3 separate regions of the Homo sapiens genome follow, and all the other regions are linked to region 1. The links are chromatin loops, found by intact Hi-C in ENCODE. Cell type or tissue: ascending aorta. All regions are shown on one strand. Links, peaks and the distances in the headings refer to the core of each region. The heading gives the core; the rest is flanking DNA.

Region 1 (6,294 bases), core at 938-5,937:
AGCCGGTAGTTTTCCTCTTTTTAAAACGCCCCCCTCCGCAAATGGTTCTCTCTTTCCTTTACTCCAAACCTGCCCCCATCCAGTCCCTCTCTCCCACCTCCTCTGGTTTCCTAGGAGTTTGCACGTGATTGCCTGTCTTGTGAAATCCAGCCGCAGCCCTTCGCTTTTAAACGCTCTCAAATGACTTGTTTCTATCTCGTTAAAGATGCTGCGAAACCTCCCATCTCTGCAAAGCTGTATCACTGCTTCCTTAGACCCAAGTCTCCTTCCTCTCTTCCTTTGGAGGAATACAAAGTGCCTGAGTTTCACGGCCCCGGGGTGCAGGTCGGAGGCACGCGCCTGGAAACTTGTCCTAACGCCTCTGACTCCAGGACTGGGGGGCGCGGCGCTGCCGAGGATGCCCGAATGCCGGCCGGGCTTGTACCGGGTGCGTGGTTCAAGCCTTTCGTACCCGCCTCAGTCCTCAAAGACGAGCAGGGCTTGGTTTCTGACTCATCGACAGACACAGACACACACACACACACACACACACACACACACACACACACACACACACTCTCTCACACAGGCAGGCACGCGGACGCCCGCTCCTGGAGAGCTGGAGTTTGCGGAGCCGGAGTGGTCGTTGGCTCTCGGCAATCCTGGGCGGATGCAAGGAAGCGTGGAGAGCACCCAAGGCCCGCCAGGCGGGGCAGGATAGCCTGAAGGAAGCCACCGGCGCCGGCCACGGGCAGCCGGGCACCCTCCGGGCCCCGATCGTGCTTCTCCAGGCCCCCAGCTCCAGCGCCGGCCCGACCACCTCAGTAGCTCCTGCAAGTTTCTACTCGCAGCGAGGCCTCGTGTCTCCCGGCTGCCTCACCGCGAATCCTCACTCCGCGCGCCTGGGCTGCCCTCCCGCCCCGCCCGAACGGCCGGCGTACTTCCCGGGGGCAGCCCAGACGCCCCCACCCGCGGCGGCGGCCCGACGGTCTGCCCAGAGCTCGCCGCCGCCTCCCGCTGCTGCTGCCGCGGCGGCGGGAGCCTCTCCAAGGCTCCGGGCGGCCCTTATGTATTATTCACTCGGATGGCCGCAGCGCTTTCTGGAGAGCCCACGCCGGAGAGGTCTTCACCTGGCAGCTAGTAGTTTGGCGATTTGTTTCTTGGAAACTTGGGGTGATGCGGAGGCGGCGGCGGCGAACATTTTTCGGTTGCTTTCGGGGTTTGTCTTCTCTGCCGGGAGCTCGCAGGAACGCGCTGCGCCCCGGGCCCGGGAGGGAGCGCGCCAGCGCCGGCGAGCGCGGCGGGCAGCCCCGCAAGCGGCCGAGGCTGGCTGGCGGGCTCCGGAGGAGAGGCGCCGCGGAGGCCAGGCGAGCCGGGCTGAACGGAGCTCTTTTCCTCGACACCCCCCACCCCTAGCGGGCCAGCTCCCCCCGCGGTGCGCGCTCCGCGGGGCCCGGGAATCCCCGGCGCCCTGGACCGCCCACCGAGTAGCTAATGCCTTTCACCATTGCTCCTCCACCGCTCCTCTGGCCCCAACTTTCCCCAGCCCAGACACGCGAGCGCGCGCGCACACCCACACACAGACACACACCCGCGTGCACACACACACACACGCATACACGTACACACATGCCTCCCCTCCCTCGACCCCAGCTCTACTTCCCCGCGTAGTTTGGAGATGACAGATGCCTGTAGACTTTCACCAACAAGCGGTGGGGGCAGCAGACTACAACAGTTATTTAATTAAAAGGCATTTTTCCTCTCTCTATTTCTCGCTCCAGCTCCCAGAATAGCTTTTTCACCCCTAGACCCTGAGCACATGCCTGTCTCTCCAGGTTACCAGTGGCCCGCTGACATCCATCTCCTTCCACGCCCCCCTTCCGGCGTCTACCCCCAGCGTCCCTGGGCCCCCCGAGTCACACCGACACGCACACCTACAGGCCGGCGGCGTGGAGCGTCTAGGGCACGATGCAGCCGGACTGCATTGCACAGTCATCAAAGTTAAGTGTGTTTGTGGGGTGCTTCTGTGCCCCAGGGGAGGCGCGGGGTCAGGAGGAGCGGAGGCTCCACTCTGCACCCCACCCCCCCCACCTCCGCGGGTCAGGGGACGCCTCTACTTGAGATTGCAGCCATTTTAGGGAAAGAGGCGGCTCGGGCCCCGAGGGGAGTGGAGGGGGGACAGCACGTCGCGGGGGGCTTGCGGCTCTGCAGCCCCTCGGCGCAACTGGAAGGCGGGTAGGCGCCGGGCGCACAGGGGCGCGGCGCCCGCGGCGACTTGGGGAAGGTTGCGCTCGAGTTCCCTGGTTCTGCCTGGAGTTGTTCGGGGTAACGCGCCGGCTCCTGCCTCTTTCTCGGGTTCCCGCTGGGCTGGGAGGTGGTGGGGGAAGGTGTCGATGGCAGATTGGGCACGGGAGGAACGCGACAGAACCTGGAGACTGGAAAGCTAGCGATGGGGGAAGGGGGGGTATCTCCTCTCGCCGGTTGGCGCTGACCCAGACAGTGCGACCCACTTGGCCCCCCATCCTCCCCACCCCCTCCCGAGCCTCTGCCTCCCCACCAAGTACCAAGTGAGCGCGCGGCAGGGGGCAAGGGGCGCGACGCCGCCCGGCACCGAGCCACCCCTTACCTGGTTGGAAGGGGTTTCCCAGGAGGAGCCGTAGTTGTAAAAGAAGGAAGAGAAGAGGGTGTCTTCCGACAGCCCGCAGCCCGCCATGCTCTGGATGCAAATAAAATGAGGAAAGAAAAAAAAAGCACACATACACAAAAGCAACCCAAAATTTTAAAAATCAAATTAAACCAATAAGCCAAGAAGAAATTCTCTCGAAAATAAAAGAAAAGGAGGGGGAAGGGAATGGCAAAGGGAACGGAAACTCTCGGCGGTGCTCCCTCTCCGGGAGAGGAGGGATGCTCGGGCTGCCGCCGCCGCCGCCGCCGCCGCCGCTGCCGCCTTCTCAAGACGGTACCTAGATAGGTTCGTCCTGACTTGGGCAGCCGCCGCCGCCGCCTGTGCCGGCTGCGTGTGTGCGCGCGTGTGTGTGCGTGTGCGTGTGTGTGGTGTGTGCGCGCAGAGCGAGAGACCGCAGGGGAAGCGAGAGGGCGAGATAATGAGCGAGCCGGGATGGAGGCGCAGAGGCAGCGCGAGCGGGCGGGCGTGTGCGCGCGGGGGTGCGTGCGTGTGTGTGTGTGTGTGTGTGTTGTGTGTGCGCGCGCGCGAGCGCGCGCGTGTGGCTGGGTGTGCGTCTGTTTGGGGAGCTCACCGGAGAGCCGGGGCCGTCACGTGGGCGCGCTGACTCCGCCGGCTGCCGGGGACAGCCTGTACTACAGCCCCGGCCACTAAATCAGACCACGCCGCCAGACCTTTTGCAGCCCGCGGCCGGCCGGCCGCCTTCTCCGACCTCCTCGCCATAGCCGCCGGGCCATGCGCGTCCCGGGACGGCAGGGGGCGCGGGTGAGGCCGCGGGCAGGTGGATGGATGGGTGGGGAGTGGGCCGCCCTGAGCCCGGGAAGAGGAAAAATGCTCGAGGAAAAACACAGGCGCCCACCCCCCCGCTACGTCCGGCAACCTCCTGGCAAGCCTTCCTTCCGCCCTGTTTGAAGATTTTTTTTTTTATTCCTAAAATTGCTTTTCCATGCAGAGACCCCTCTTCCAGCCACTGGAAAATTATTTTCACATAGTTGCTATGTCCCGCTTTTCTTGCTTTCGCGATCCCTCCAGCCCCCCCGCGCGCGTGTCCACGCAGGCACAGACACACCGGTGCCTGCCTCCTCCCATTCCAAATGCAAACCCACTTCCTTTTGCCGGTTGCTGTAGTTAAGCTAAGTCAATGCTACATCAAACTAGGCTAGGCTGAGAGGACTGGAAAGTGGATTTAGGGGACAATACTGCCCCAGCAGGAAGAAAGGCTCTAGTTTGGCGTTCTGTTGATTTAACAGTTTAAAACGAAAATGGATTTTGTAGCTTCTGCACTAAAACTCAGGCCCCTTGAGTCACAATTATTTAAAGGGAGCTATTCTCTAAAGTCCATTATATGATATAAAAATGTAAACGGATATAATGTCGTCTTTCTCTCTCTCCTCACAAAATGGTATTTTAGAACCAAATCTTTCAGTCTTAATAATTGGGTGGCTGAAAGGTGTGTTTTTTTTTTTTCTGCAAGAAGACATTCTTTACTTGCTTCCCCTTACTCTTTATACAGATATTTATAGAAAGTAAAATTTAAATAAAAACCAGCATATCTGTGTAAGATGCTCTTAAAAGTATTTGAATCCTTGCAGGAAGACTTGAAACAACCTCTTAAAGGCAGTTTATATTGTTTTCTTTCTGAATCCCGTTTCCAAATGCTGCCTATTTTTATTCAAACCAATTGTGTTTTTCCAAGAGTTCACACTTCCACTTGTAAATTCCCCACTGGAGGTCGAAATCCTCTGTGAAATAAACATTTCCACAGCAACCCAGTGATGTCAGAAACGTCGGCTAGTGATTTCAGAGGGGAAATAAAACAGGAGCAAAGAATGGCTCTAGAAAGACAGTTCCTTCATCCTTGCGAATAGCATGCCTCCTGGTAGAAATTCAGAAAACATTTCTGGCTAAATACCTGTTTTCTTTTTCTGAGATTGACTTATTTTTCAAAGGCATGTCAAATGATCTTTAAAAAAAAAATAGGTCACCATCCTCTTTTCTGGATTGGTGAAGAATGCTGTTTCAAATCAGTGGTGCCTAACCACACTGGCCACTGTAGATTTTTATAAGGGGGGGATATATTTTTTCTAAAAATTGATGTTGGAGAGAACATTGAAAGATGAAATTTTACGTACTAACTTCAGGCCCAAATAATGCTGACTGACCTGGCTTCAAACTTACAATAGTTTTTTTAAAGTATTAGGCACACAGAAGTTCTATTCAGTTATCGAAATTGGTGCTGATCTCACCAATATTGAATAAAGGGGCTTCTCCATTGTTCCCTCTATTGTTTCCTGTGTCTCCTGGCTGAGAAAAAGAAGGGAGGAATTCTTCATACTGCCCCTAATTCAATCCCCTTGCAGTCCCACCCCTATAAACATTAAATGTAAAGAGACCAGAAAATATTAAATTAGGCCCAATGCCTGTGTTTTCTTAGGCTTCCTATCTAAATAACATTTATACAGAGCATTATAGAAATGTCCACTTTGTAAACTGCTTTTCATACATACGTTAGCCCAAGTTAACATTCTGTTCCTGCAGCCACTCACTGATTCCCTGATTTTAGCTCAGGTCCCACATTCACACCAATGGAAGTTCATTCTGTCTGTGTTATCCCATCATCTATTTGTTGGATAAATGGATTCATTTCTCACAACAATTTTGGGAGAATCAGGACTCTTTATCTCCATTTTACAGATGTGGAAAGAGGCTCAGAGATGCTAAATAACCTAACCCAGGTCCTGCAGCTACAAAGTGATAGAAATTGAACCTAAACTTTGTGACCCCACCTACCTCTTTCTTCCAGATCTAACTGAGCCCATCACAGGCCTGCTCTTCTATGAACATTTCCCCCCTGCATACCAGATGGAGTAAGTGATTCCAACCCTTTCCCCCCAGTTGATGTCAAGTGTACATTTGTGAAATGTCTTAATTTAAAAATTGATTGCATGTGCTCATCACTGTCCACAAGAGCCCTGTTAGGCAGCAATTATTAGTTTTTTTTTTAATAGACCAGGAAACTGAGGCTTAAGGAAAGACCCCCCTCCCCAACTCCCCCTCCTTCCTACAGCTAGTAAGTGGAAGAGCTGGGTCTTGAACCAAAGACTTCTGGCTCATGCCTCTCTTTCCCTGAACAAACACACAGGAAAACAGATACATGGATCCACCTAGCAGGCCCAGGGCCTGCAGAGGCATCCAGGGATAAAGAGGCAGGAACAGGTTTAAAAGAACCTCCTCTGGGCACAAACAGGGGAACACTGTATAAAAGTCTCACCTCCAGCCTCAAACGTTTGTTTCCCCTCAAGTCTCCAGCTCTTTCTTTTTTCAACAGGAAAGCCCCCAAAGACGGCCACCTGAATAGTTTTCTGATAAAATGCCTCCTTCCCTGCTTACCCCTCTCCCTGGCAGCTCTGTCACCCCAAAAGAATTCTGCCTTCCTTGATAGATTTGCTCACCTGGCATCACCACAGTAACCTGGAGGTTTGTTTGCTAGTTCTCAGCAACATAAAACAAGCTGCCACCCCACCCCCTACCCTCACCGGGGCCCAGAACAGATGGAGACAGCCCCTTGGGAAGCAGAGGGAGCCATAAGCTCATTGAGAAAAGATCACTCCAGCCACCTTGCCAACTCCTTG
Region 2 (6,294 bases), core at 400-5,399, 320 kb after region 1:
CTTACTGGACTTTATTTTCTTATAAACAAAGTTGCCAAATTAATATCCACCCCACAAAAAGTATTGCAAGCATTAAATACGATACTATATGAGAAAGTGCTTCATAAAGTGTTCAGCTGCAACTTCAGAAAACTCAACCTAAACACCTTAAGCAAAATGAGAATGTATCGACTCATATAATGAAAATAGAGCATCTGAACCCATGCCAGTGGGTTCAGATTTCACTCTACCATTTTTTTTTTTTAGAGACAGGGTCTTGCTACATTGCCCAGGCTGGAGTGCAGTGGAATATTCACAGAAGTGATCATAGCACACTATAGCCTTGAATTCCTGGGCTCAAGCAACCTTCCTGCCTTAGCCTTCCTAGTAGCTGGGACTACACATGCGTATACCACTGCACTGAGCTCTCACTCTACTTTTATTCCACAGCCTTCTGCATTGGCCTTATCCTCAGACAGCTTCTCCCTTAGTGGAGCATGATGGCTGCAATAACTCCAGCCTTTTTTCTCCAGTTTCAAGTCCAGTAAGAAAGAGAGGATGCATCTCTTTCAACAGTCCCAGTGAAAAGTGGCATTGCATCTCATTGGCTCTGAAGGTGGATCATCCCTGAACCAGTGCAATAGTACGATTTATCATACCTAAGCCACAAGCTACCTCTGGAGCAGGAGATGAAGTCAACACCACCTGCTGGACTGAAAGTATAGTGGTTTCTCAGAAAGGAAATTGGGATGTTGTTACCAAAGGAAGAGGGAATGAATGTTGCCATGGTGGGGAGGTTGGGGGCGGTGGCGAGAAAAAGGCAGATTTCCTCTAGAATGCCATCAAAATGAAAGTAAATCTAGGCTTTAGCACAAGTCCTAGAATACCAGAACGGAGACGTGCTTTCTTGGACCTTAAACGAAATAAAATTAGGCCAAGTGAAGCAAGTGCCATTTAAAATAGTAGCTATGAATGTATATAATTAGGATTTCAAGAACTGAATGAAAATATAAATGTTTTAAAAATGGGAAGAAAGATTCACAATAAGGAACTAGACTGTTGCAGGGTGGGGGTGGGGTGGTGGGTGGCATGGGGAACTCTGAAAACTCATTAGTTGAGGATAACTACGCCTACCAACAGAATGCAGAGGTGCAAGACTGAGCTACTGGTGCCTGAGTTCTCAGCGGGCCAGAAGGAAGGACGGTAGGGTGGAAGGGCTGGAGTCTCAGTTCTGGGAAGTCTCCCTCTTATCTCGCAGAATGCCTGTCCCTGGATAAAGATCATTAGTTTGAGTTTTTCCAAGATGATTCTAGGAAGCTCCTGCTGGTAACTAAGTCACCCATCCTGGGGTGGGATCCAGAGATTTAGATTTTTTATAAGCTTTCCTGCCACCGAAACGGGTGTTTGGGACCTCACGAGGCCCTGTTCATTCTTCGTCGCTGCGCTCCCCACTCTGTACTGGATGCATTTACTGACGTTGTTGTCTCCGTCCCCAGAGTATGAACCCCCAAGGTGACTCATGCAGCTGTGGGTGCCCGGCATACAGCATGGTGACTGGAATGGATGAGCACCCAATAAACATTTGTTGCAGGAATGCAGGAGGACGGGCAGGCCAGCAAGCAGGCTGCCTGGTTTTTCCCACATGGGCTTTTCTGGGAAAGAAGAGCTTCTATTTTTGGAAAGGGCTGCTATGATTGAGAAAAGTTCATGGCAGCAAAAAAAGGACAGACGTCGGGAGGGAAACACTCCTAGTTCTCCCAGACAACACATTTTTTAAAAAGACTCCTTCATCTCTTTAATAATAACGGTAACGACAATGACAATGATGATTACTTATGAGTGCGGCTAGTGCCAGCCACTGTGTTGTCACTGGGCGAGTAATGATCTCATTGGATCTTCACGGTGGGCGTGCGGGGTGGACAGCCTCACACCCCCATTTTACAGATGATGAAAAGGAGGTGCAGGGAGTGGTGCAGCTGCTTCAGGCGTACACAGATAGGAAGTGACAAGGCTGGGACTCTGCAGCCTGAGTGTGTCATCACGACCCACCCGCTGCTCTGCTCTCATAGGTATGACAGCACAGCTCTGGAGCAAATGCCACGCACATTTGCAAGGTGCCCATTTCCATGCAGCAAAAATAAGTCAATAAGTTATTGACTTACAGAAAAGCAAAGGGCCTCTCAATAAAGAGGTCATTGTACACCTCTCCAAACAGGCGATTTTCTTTCTCATTTTTATTCCCCTGCTGTGTGCTGAAGGTCACTGGCTACAAGCCGGTGAAGTCGCGGAATGGAATCCTTGGCCCGAAAACCCAAAAATGGGAGGGGCAGAGGAGGTGGGGACAGAGCGGGAGGAGGTGGAGGCGAAGCAATTCTACAACCCGGGGAGGTCTGGCCTGCTTTTCCTCCCTGAACTGGCCCAATGACTGGCTCCCTCACGCTGACCACTCCTCTGGGCTGGCCTCCTGCACTCGCGCTAACAGCCCAGGCTCCAGGGACAGCCTGCGTTCCTGGGCTGGCTGGGTGCAGCTCTCTTTTCAGGAGAGAAAGCTCTCTTGGAGGAGCTGGAAAGGTGGGTGCTAAGTTGAGGTTCATTTTGTTCTTCTCGGAGTGTGCTTATTGAGTCTGAAGCTGGGTTGGGGCAACGGGCCTCTTCTTGGGAACAAATTGGATCATCTTCTTGGGAAGGAAATGTACTTTCCCTGGCTGCTCTGAGGGGTTAGTGGGGAGGTGGAGTGAGCGGGGAGGAAGGCAAGGAGGGGAGGAAGAAACCGTTCCTCCTGTGGATCTGCAAAGACCAGTCCAAGAGGATTTTAGTGTTAGGAAAAGGAATCTGGAGTGACGAGAAAGGGGGCCTTTCTAGATGTTGCATGGCTTTGGTGTCGGGAGCCACTTATGGGACAGCAGGTACTCTAAAAAGCCACCTCCTTAGGAAAGCAGAGAGGCCCTGGCCAGCTCAGGCTCCCAGCAAGAGCTCCTTCTAGGAGACAGCTGAGGGATGAAACACACCCAAGGCTCAAGAGGGGCAGGTTCTTCCCAGATACAGACCCAGGAAGGAGATAAAGGCTTGGTGCCTCTATTTGGTTCAGGATAAGGGCCCCTGTCCTCTTTCTCTGATAACACTGTCCTCTTTCTCTGATAACACCGTCCTCCCTTCCAGATCCACGTACAAAGGAGGCCCTTAAAAAGGCACTTGGTCATTCACAGCTCAAACTGAGCAAGAGGCTGTGGGAGAAGAATCAAGTTGGTCCCGAGGGGAAGAGGTGTCAAAGGCTTAAGAAACAAGAAGTCAGAGTTTACCTGGGTTTGAGGGAGAATTTTCTTTCCCCCTTTTCCTCCTCCTCCTCCTTCTTCTCTTTTTTTTTTTTTTTTTTTTTTTTTTGAGACATGGTCTCATTCTGTCACCCAGCACCCAGGCTGGAATGTAGTGGCACGATCACTATCACGGCTCACTACAGCCTCTACCTCCCGGGCTCAAGCGATCCTCCTACCTCAACCTCCTGAGTAACTGGGACTACAGGCACATGCCACCACACCCAGCTATTTTTTTTTTTTTTTTTTGCTAGAGATGGGGGTCTCTACCAGGTTGGTCTCATACTCTTGTACTCAAATGATTCTCCTGTCTCATCCTCCCAAAGGGGTGGGATTACAGGCATAAGCCACCATGCCTGGCTCTTCTTTTGGTTTCAGAGAAAAACATCTCCTTAAAATGTTTATTTCCCAAGGATTCTTGAAAAAGAAAGCTCACTGACACACCCAAAACAATCTGGTTTTGCTCTGTGCTTTTAGGGAGAACTTTCTAAGCAGCAGAGCCCTTCTGAGTGGCAGGGCTGTCTTAGGAGGAAGGTGTCTTTGATGATGGGGAACTTCATGTCCAGGTCTGGCAGGAGAGTTACCCCACTTTCCTGCCTACTCCCTGGGGCTTTGGGGTAGTAGTACCACATTGGGCCATGTCATTTAGGTGAGTCCTTCAACATCACTTTCTCTGCTTCTCCCTCTTTCTGGATCCTCCTTCTTGGAGCCTTTCAAGGGGACCTCCTCTCACAGTGTCCATAGCATCTCTTAGCTAATGGTCCTTAAAATCTCTACCAGCAGCTCTCTCTGATAGCTAAGAGCTGCCATTTACTGGGAACTTTCTATGTACTGGGCTCTGTGCTAAGTGCCCTAGATGAGAGATGTGCAGTGTGGTGCCTAAACCTTGGGCTTGGAGCAGACACACACTTTCAAATCCTGCCTTCAGCTCCTTAGTGAACATGTCACCTTGGGCGGGACACACGCCTCTCTGTGCCTCAGTTTCCTACACTTTAGAATGGGGATAACACTGAATAATGTTCTTGTGAGGATGCAGGGAATTAACCCACGCACAGTACTTATAATAGTGTCTGGCGCCTGTGTTCGATAAGTTTTAGCAATTCTAATCATCTCTTTTAAGCCTCGCAGCAAGCCTCTAAGGTAAGTCTGTATTAGTATCCCTATTTACAGATGAGAAAACTGAGGTTCACAGGGGATGAGACAGTGTACAGTCTGCAGTCCAGCAATTACTCTGCTACTCAGCAATAAAAATAGTAACAGCTAACCCTTAGACTAAGTGGCAGAGTCAGGCTTTAGATTCATGAGGTGAGTTCTGGAATCCATCCCTTTAATAACCACACTAAATTGCCTTTCTGAAATGGTTATATAAAGCATATCTACCCAATCTTGGAGTTTTTTAAATGGCACCTAGTTTGGTGCTGGAAATGCAGTTGACCTTCAAAGCAATTCTTTGGAGGCAGCATCAATCCCTCTGGAAATACCTCGGTGGCATGGCTGGCCTTATTCTACAGGTAAGGAACTTGAAGCTAAGCATCAGTAACCCCGTGAAGTCACAGTTAGTATAGGTTGGAATTGGGATTCAAATCTGTACCTGACTTTATAATTCCTAGCTGGGCCCCAGAATCTTTGATAGAGGTGTCTTCTTTCTTTTCTTTTCTTTCTTTCCTCTTTCTTTCCCTTCCTTCCTCTCTCTCTGTCTTTCTTCTCTCCTTTCTTTCTCACAGAATCAAAATCTCTTGGGGTGGGGCCTGGGCATCTGATTTTTAAAAACCAGACATCTGATGTGCAGTCAACACTGAGAACCCCTGCCAGCTTCATCTCCTCTTCTAAGTGCCAGACCCAAGTTTCCGACTGTCTGCCCACCTGTCTTCCCACCTGGGCACCCGCCAGCGTCTCACCCTCAGGAGACTCCAGCTGAACTAATCCTCTCTCCCTGCTTTTCCAGAACAGGTCCCACCCTCCCTCCACTCAGTCTCTCCTGCTGGGAACCCTGGTCATCTGCACTGTGCCTTCATCTTCCATCCTGCCAGTGCTGCCCGGTGTGTCTCTTAAACCCATGCCTCCTCTGTGTGCACCACCTGCACTTTGGTAAAAGCCTTCATTTCCTGCTTGGGTTACTACAACGCCCCCTAACTCATCTCACTGTCTCTATTTCTGCTTCTCTGTCTCTCCCTAGGCTACTCCCATTCTTCCTCCCCTTTCCTCTTCATCCCAAAGTCCAACCCATATCCTTTTACCAGTAGGACTTAAGGAACTAAAGACTATCTCATCACCCACTTTTCTTCTTAAAAACTTCCACTGCACTGCCTGCTGAGATGGCCTTCCTACCCAACTTGGCTGGAAAACTCCTACCCATCTTGTGGAACCCAGTTCAAAAGTCACCACCTCTGAGAAGCCTTCCCTGAGGCTCCTAGGGAGATGGGTACTGCCTCCTCTGTCCTTCTCCAGCACAGGCCCCATCTTCAATCACAGGATTGTGCTGGAATGATTGGATGCCAAGTCTGTCCCTCACTGAACTCCTTATGCAAAATCCATATTATATGTTTCCTTTTGCCAGGTGTGGGCCCAGGTGCTGGGGATACCGATGAATAAAACTGAGTTTCTGTCTTCAAGAAGCTCCAAGTCTACTGAGTGTAGCAGAGAACAGGGAGAAGGCACTTCAGGGAGAAGGCGTAGCACATGCAAAGCCCCAGAAGGCAGGGACAGAAGCCTTAGGGATGTCTGTGGGGGAGGATGGAGGAAGAGGGTAACAGGAGACCAGGTGGGGAGATGAGGGAGGTGGTCTGGAAGGGCCATGAGACACCCCTCACGCTCCCTGAGACCCCCTCCACGCTATAGAGATGGGACTGGAGAGGACGATGATCATTTGTGACTCAGATCCCTGTGGGTTTCTTCAGATTGGGTCTCACCCATCTTTACAGCCACAGCACCTAACACAGTGCCCGGCACACAGCAGGCCCTAGACAAACGTTTGCCACATGAAGTCATGCCCACTGGGCCAGGA
Region 3 (6,294 bases), core at 427-5,426, 380 kb after region 1:
TCCTTTCCTTAAGATTTGCCTCCTGTTGGGATCCAGGTCCCTCCGGTCTCCATGGCCAGTCCATCAGCCAGCCTCCCCTTTTGGTGTGGCTCCATCTCACAGCCTCATGGTCCCTTTCCCCAGAGCATGCAGACACCTTTTACCATATCCTCACCCCTTACCCACATTTCCTGAACCTGGGATTCCTGGCCGCCCATCTAGCTACCTATTCCAGTCTTTTACTCACAGTCCTCGCTCACATGGCTTCTTGTTCTCCCATACTATTCTTACTTTGCTAATGGACTTGCCCTAATTCTCACCTGACTTATCACATTCTTACTGAACCTTAGCAGGAAGAGACTGCAAACTACTGAAAGGCAGAGACTCTGCTTTCTGCTTCCTCTGCTTCCATGTGCGTTGTTCCAGACAGTGCTCAGGTACCGACAAGTGTTTTAAAAGCTCATAATGAATAAATGAAGAAAGGAGGGAAGGAAGCAAGTAAGCAATCCAAACAGGCCTCCTGGAAGGGGGGATCATTCAAGGAGAGTCAAACGAGGGATATTAGAGATGATCTTAATATGAAAGAATCCCTTCCTGCTGCAGCTGAAGAAACCCAAATCCAGAGAGGTTAGGGAACTAACCCGACTGGAATGGCTAAATTTCCAAAGACTTCAATGCTAATACTTTGGGGAATATGTAACTATGGTGGGTACTAAAAACAGAATTAAAGGGAAAAGAAGATAACGATTACATGTTGGCTGACCTCCCGTATCCCATTTGTTGGGATATCCTGTTGTCTTACCTACTAGGTCTCCCCACCTCATGCTCACCTCCCTGTGGTCCCCCACACAGACCAGGCATGATCCTATTTCAGTGCCAGGGCCCTATTCTCTCTGTTTAGAATGCTCTCCCTCCAGAGAGCCTCTTGGTTCACTTCCTCACCTCCTTCAGTCTTGCTCAAAGGTCACCGTCTCAACAGGGTCCATCTTAACCGATCGATTTAATACTGAAACCTTCCCCGGTGCTACCTTACCTTTTTTTCTGGAGCACTTGCCATCTGTTATCATTTACTTCATGGTTCATTGCTTACTGTTGACTCCTTGTCTCCCTCTCCTTACTAAAACATAAGTTCCATGAAGGGCAAGGAACTTCGTTGTCTCTACTGACCTCTCCCAAGCACCTAGTAGATGCTCCATAACTATTTTTAAAATAAGAGGCAATAAGCTGAGTGTGGAGGTTGCACTCTCCCTAGGAGAGATCAGGAATAATAAGAGTGTACCAAGACTGAAACCAATGCCTGGCATGGAGACTTGCATAGAAAATCATTCATCCCTGGCTAGCTGCCGTGGCTCACACCTGTAATCCCAGCCCTTCGGGAGGCCGACACGGGTGGATCACCTGAGGTCAGGAGTTCAAGACCAGCCTAGCCAACATGGTGAAACTCTGTCTCTACTAAAAAATACAGAAATTAGCCAGGCATAGTAGCACATGCCTATAGTCCCAGCTACAGTGGAGGCTGAGGTGGGAGAATCCCTTGAACTGGGATGGTGGAGATGGTGGAGGTTTCAGTGAGCTGAGATCATGCCACTGAACTCCAGCCTGGGCAACAAAGAGAGACTCTGTCTCAAAAAAAAAAAAGGAAGAAAAAAGAAAAAAAAGAAAAACATTCATCCCCTTTGGCTGGATTTAATCAAGCCCTGATCTCTACTCACTTATTTGAGAACATTACTCAGTAACTCCATCGAATTTTTCAGCCCCCTATTTGCAAAGCTCCCATCTTGTAATATTTGAGTTCTAATTTTCCCAGATTTCTGTTCTCCTAAGACAAAAATTTAGTGATGGATGAGGAAAATCAAAACCTATTTTGTAGGTAGGAAAGCAAAGAAACATGAGACACTGTGAACAAATGACTGCCTTTGGAAATTTCCCTAAATGGGAGGAATCAGAGAGAAGAGGCTGCATTCTGATCATGCCACTTCCTGGGTTGGGTGACATGACAGGAGTTTCTTAATCTCTTGGGTCTCCCATCTGTAAGACAGAGCTAGCAACACATAGTTATTTGATCTTTAAATAATGAACAAAGAATGCCTACCACAGTGCCTGGCATCATGTGTGGGCTCACTAAAGGTGGGTTACCTCCCTCAACTGTGCCCACTCCGTGGTTGCTACTCCAACGCTCAGTGAACAGAGCTGTGTAAATGCAGCGAAGGCCTCTCCTTGGACACAGCTGACTCCTTTGCAATCCTGCCCCTTTATTGTTGATTATTTGTTCATTCATTTATCTGACAAATATTTATTGGGCACCTGGCATCTGCCTGGCACTGTTTTAGACCTGGAGATACAGCAGCAAACAATACAGACAAAACCCTTGCCCTTAGAAACTGACATCGAATGGGTGACATTACATTAACTACATTATATTACAATAGAATATATAATGAATCCGTGTGCTAGATGATAACATGCTGCAGAGAAAAATAAAGCAGGCAAAGGGAATAGAATGTGTTGGAAGAAAGGGCCGCAGAAGGTTTCACTGAGAAGGCCACATTTACATCAAGACTTGAAAAAGGAGAGAGAGAGCCTTGTAGATATCTTGGAGAAAAAGTCCCAGACAGGGGAAAAGGCAAACAGGCTTCCCTCTCTCCCTCACCCCATCACATCTCAAAACTTCCATTTGAAAGCGCAGCTCAAGGCCACAAGAGCAGGCTGACCACAAGGACTACAGCGAAGTCGAGAGATGACTCAATTCTTGATTTTCGTTTCCTGGTTCCCCCTCTCCATCCACAGCTCTCCTTCCTTAGCTCAAGGTGTCACATGTGGGCGGCCTCTGCCTTTCCTCCACGGAACTCCAGAACATTCCCCAGACATTAGCTCATTGATCCTTTTCCCTGGCAGCAAACATAATCCCTCCCTACCAGATGGAGGGCCAGGCCATTGGGCAGCAGTGACTGTCCCTGGGGAGCAGCGGGAGGAGCAGCCCAGCGCTTGCTCGGTCTGGGAGCTGGCTGCCAACTGCACATTCAGGTGAATCTCAGCATCCCCATCTGGAGAAGATGCAGCAAAATTCACCTAAACCTTCATTTAGCGGAAGAGAGGTCCAAAGAAATGTCTGTAAGGGCAACAATGAAAACGTAAAAAAAGACAAGGGAAAAAAATCTCCAACCTCCCTAAGCTTCCCTTTTTAAATCAATATTTCCTTAGTCTCTGGTGGGCAGGAAGACCCTGACATTCACTGACCAATGTAACTGCAGTGGCTACATTGGTAGCTACTGTATGGGTAAACCAGTACAACTCAATCTGTTGGTGGGAAAAGAGTTCTCTTTTCTCAATCCATACTAGATCAATACTTTTGTAAAATCTAATAAAAATGAGTTACTAGGCAAATAAATTTAAGAAGACAAGAAGATAAAACCCCAAGTGTGTATCATTAGATTCAACAGACATAAAACCATGCTGTCAAATTGCTATAAAAGTTTCTGAACACTTACTCTCAATTTCTGTATGTATCTTGTCATGGACCAGAAACAATTAGGTTGCAGCCTGGCCCTGGTCCTTGGGCCTCACTTTAAAAAGCACTGAGCTCAAATGGTTTTCCTAGGGATATGGAAACTAGAGTAAAGAAGACACTTTATAAAAATCAGTCAATAATTCCAGTGATGGCCAGGACGGAGGGCAGGGCTGCTTTAGGAAACAGTTATTTAGAGACCTAGTGATGTGATTATTGAAAATTATTTACTCTGGAGCCTGGCTGAAAAGAAATCTACTAAGAGCCAGCATTTCTACATTAGCTGCAAAACAGTGGTTTATTAAAATCGCAATCCTCCAAGTGAGTTCACTGTAAATCTACCCCAGCTTTAAACTTGGCCCCTGGAGTACAGTGGGGTGGGGGTGGCACCACTGCTTCAAAGCAGGTGACTGTAATTTTCTTTTACCTTTAACAGGCTAGATTCCTTGTCAACATACAATTCTTTTCTATTCAGTCCCTCCACCTCCTCAACTCCAAAACAATAACTTTGAAAACTAGAAAATGACTATTCTGATATGGTGCCTAATTCCTTGACATACACCTTAAAGAACAGCAAAAAAAAAAGAAAGTAGTACATTTCAAAGTGCTCAAAATAGAGGAGAAAAGTTCACAGGATTCTTTTGACCAAAAATAACACCCATGACTCACACACATTCACTATAACAATCCATCAAGCTAACACACGGTGCCTGCTTATAATTTATCAGCTATGCAGAGCACTTTGTCTAACTGTTACTGAGAAGGACTCTGTGACCATCAGTTTAGAATAACAGCACTATGTAAAGGAAATGTCAGGGAAAAGTGGCAGCCTGCCTAAGACTGGGTTTCACAGGGAAGGAAAACAAAACCAAGAGATTCTTTCCTCTAAATCTCTTGGGGCAAGAGGCAGCATAAATAGCAAAACATAAAACGGTTTAAAAAGAAGCCTCTTTTAAATATTCAGATCAAGCGAGAGCCAACATTAAAGGTTGACATTTTTGCTCTGATAATAGTGGAATGTTGAATATAGTGGGATACGTGTAGAATCCATATATTTAAGTCACTCTTTCTAGCTAGGAGTTTATTAAAATTGTGATGGGAAAGGGAGGGAAGAGAGATTTGATGAAAACATAGCGGAGAGATTCAAGGCCGAAAGGATATGACAGCTTTCCATTCTGAAACACCTTCCTTTGTCAAGGAACAACTCAATCCCCAATTATAAATGATGCCTGCAGAAGCAATTCACCAAAGCCAGCCCTGGGTGTGGGAACTGGGAGGCCCTGGAAATTCTCTCTGGACAGGGATGATGACTACAAATACTGACAGCTGTTGTGAAGGCAAAGACCAGGAAATTGATAGAGCTGTCGGATCTCACCCCCAACCTCTTCCCAACTGTTTGCAGGAATCCTCACCGAGGTAGGTTAGCCACATGGGAGAGGGCAGCTATCTTGCAGCATTTCTTTAAGCCCTGCTGCACTCTGAACTCTAGCTCTTGCCTCTATCACCGTTCCAATTCCCCTACAAATGCCGCAAAATATGTCAGAATGGTTTACACTACAGATGTGACATGTTTTTTAAACTTATAAGAACCAATGGGAGATTTTAAAATACGGACAGTCCCTGATTTAATGATGCTTCAACTTATGATCTTTCAACTTTACAATGGTGTGAAAAAGATAGGCATACAGTAGAAACTGTAGTTTGAGTACATAGCCATTCTGTTTTTTGGTTTCAGTACGGTATGGAATAAATTACACTTTATAAAATAGGTCTTATATTAGATGATTTTGCCCAACCGTACACTAATATAAGTGTTCTGAGCATATTTGAGGTAGGCTAGGCTAAGCTAAGCTATGATGTAGGGTGGATGTACTAAACGCATTTTCAACTTTTAATGTTTTCAATTTATGATGGGTTTATCAGAATGTAACCCCCTTGAGCATCCCTTTATGATTAAAACCCTCAGCAAAATCTGCATGGAAGGGACATACCTTAAGGTAATAAAAGCTATCTATAACAAACCCACAGCCAACATTATGCTGAACAGGGAAAAGTTGAAAGCATTCCCCCTGAGAACTGGAACAAGACAAAGATACTCACTTTCACCACTTCTATTTAACATAGTACTGGAAGTCCTAGCAAGAGCAATCAGACAAGAGAAAGAAATAAAAGGCATCCAAATCAGTAAGGAGGAAGTCAAACTGTTGCTGTTTGCTGATGATATGATCATATACCTAGAAAACCCTAAAGACTCCTCCAAAAAGCTCCTAGATCTTATACATGAATTCAGTAAAGTTTCAGGATACAAAATCAATGTACACAAATCAGTAGCACTGCTATATACCAACAGTGGTCAAGCTGAGAATCAAATCAAGAACTCAACCCTTTTACAAACTGCAAAAAAATAAAGTACTTTGAAATATGCCGAACCAAGGAGATGAAAGACCTCTATAAGGAAAACTACAAAGTACTACTGAAAGAAATCAAAGACAACACAACCAAATAGAAACACACCCCGTGCTTTTAGATAGGTAGAATCACTATTGTGAAAATGACCATACTGCCAAAAGCAATCTATAAATTCAACACAATTCCCATTAAAGTACCATCATCATTCTTCACAGAACTAGAAAAGACAATCCTAACATTCATATGGAACCAAAAAAGAGCCCGCATAGCCAAAGCAAAACTAAGCAAAAAGGACAACTCTGGAGGCATCACACTACCTGACTTCAAACTATACCATTAGGCCATAGTCACCAAAACAGCATGGTACTGACACAAAAACAGCAACATAGATCAATGGAGCA

The links. Peaks named below come from ENCODE experiments on the same cell type or tissue, not always from the same donor. Only the 100,000 strongest peaks of a DNase experiment are listed, where the experiment ranks them.
Region 2: it touches region 1 in a loop (4-fold over the local background); 22 of 110 quality-filtered maps call a loop at or near these places.
Region 3: a loop joins it to region 1, with 3 times the contacts of the local background. A loop is called at or near these places in 3 of 110 quality-filtered maps.

The regions. Positions count from the first base shown.
Region 1 is chr4:24,469,770-24,476,063 of GRCh38, forward strand. It overlaps LOC124900681 (a long non-coding RNA gene), which reads left to right and starts at 3,495. Exons shown (of 2, transcript XR_007058077.1): 1 at 3,495-5,529. It also overlaps a transcript of PPARGC1A not described here. RefSeq lists an enhancer at 1,466-1,967 and a silencer at 3,349-3,488. In ascending aorta, for the core only: a CTCF peak has its summit at 3,385 (motif pointing right); DNase peaks (open chromatin) are centred at 1,516, 1,961, 3,202 and 3,730; H3K4me3 peaks cover 3,270 bases; H3K27ac peaks cover 1,215 bases.
Region 2 is chr4:24,793,102-24,799,395 of GRCh38, forward strand. SOD3 (superoxide dismutase 3) reads left to right here and starts at 2,472. Exons shown (of 2, transcript NM_003102.4): 1 at 2,472-2,550. In ascending aorta, for the core only: a CTCF peak has its summit at 704 (motif pointing left); DNase peaks (open chromatin) are centred at 1,520, 1,960 and 2,370; H3K4me3 peaks cover 3,877 bases; H3K27ac peaks cover 4,796 bases.
Region 3 is chr4:24,853,970-24,860,263 of GRCh38, forward strand. All of the region lies in intron 3 of CCDC149 (coiled-coil domain containing 149), which reads right to left. Among named protein-coding and RNA genes, the nearest start is that of CCDC149, 56 kb to the right of the region's middle. RefSeq lists enhancers at 2,463-2,963, 2,964-3,464. In ascending aorta, for the core only: no CTCF peak of the experiment used is centred there; DNase peaks (open chromatin) are centred at 2,852 and 4,302; H3K27ac peaks cover 4,677 bases.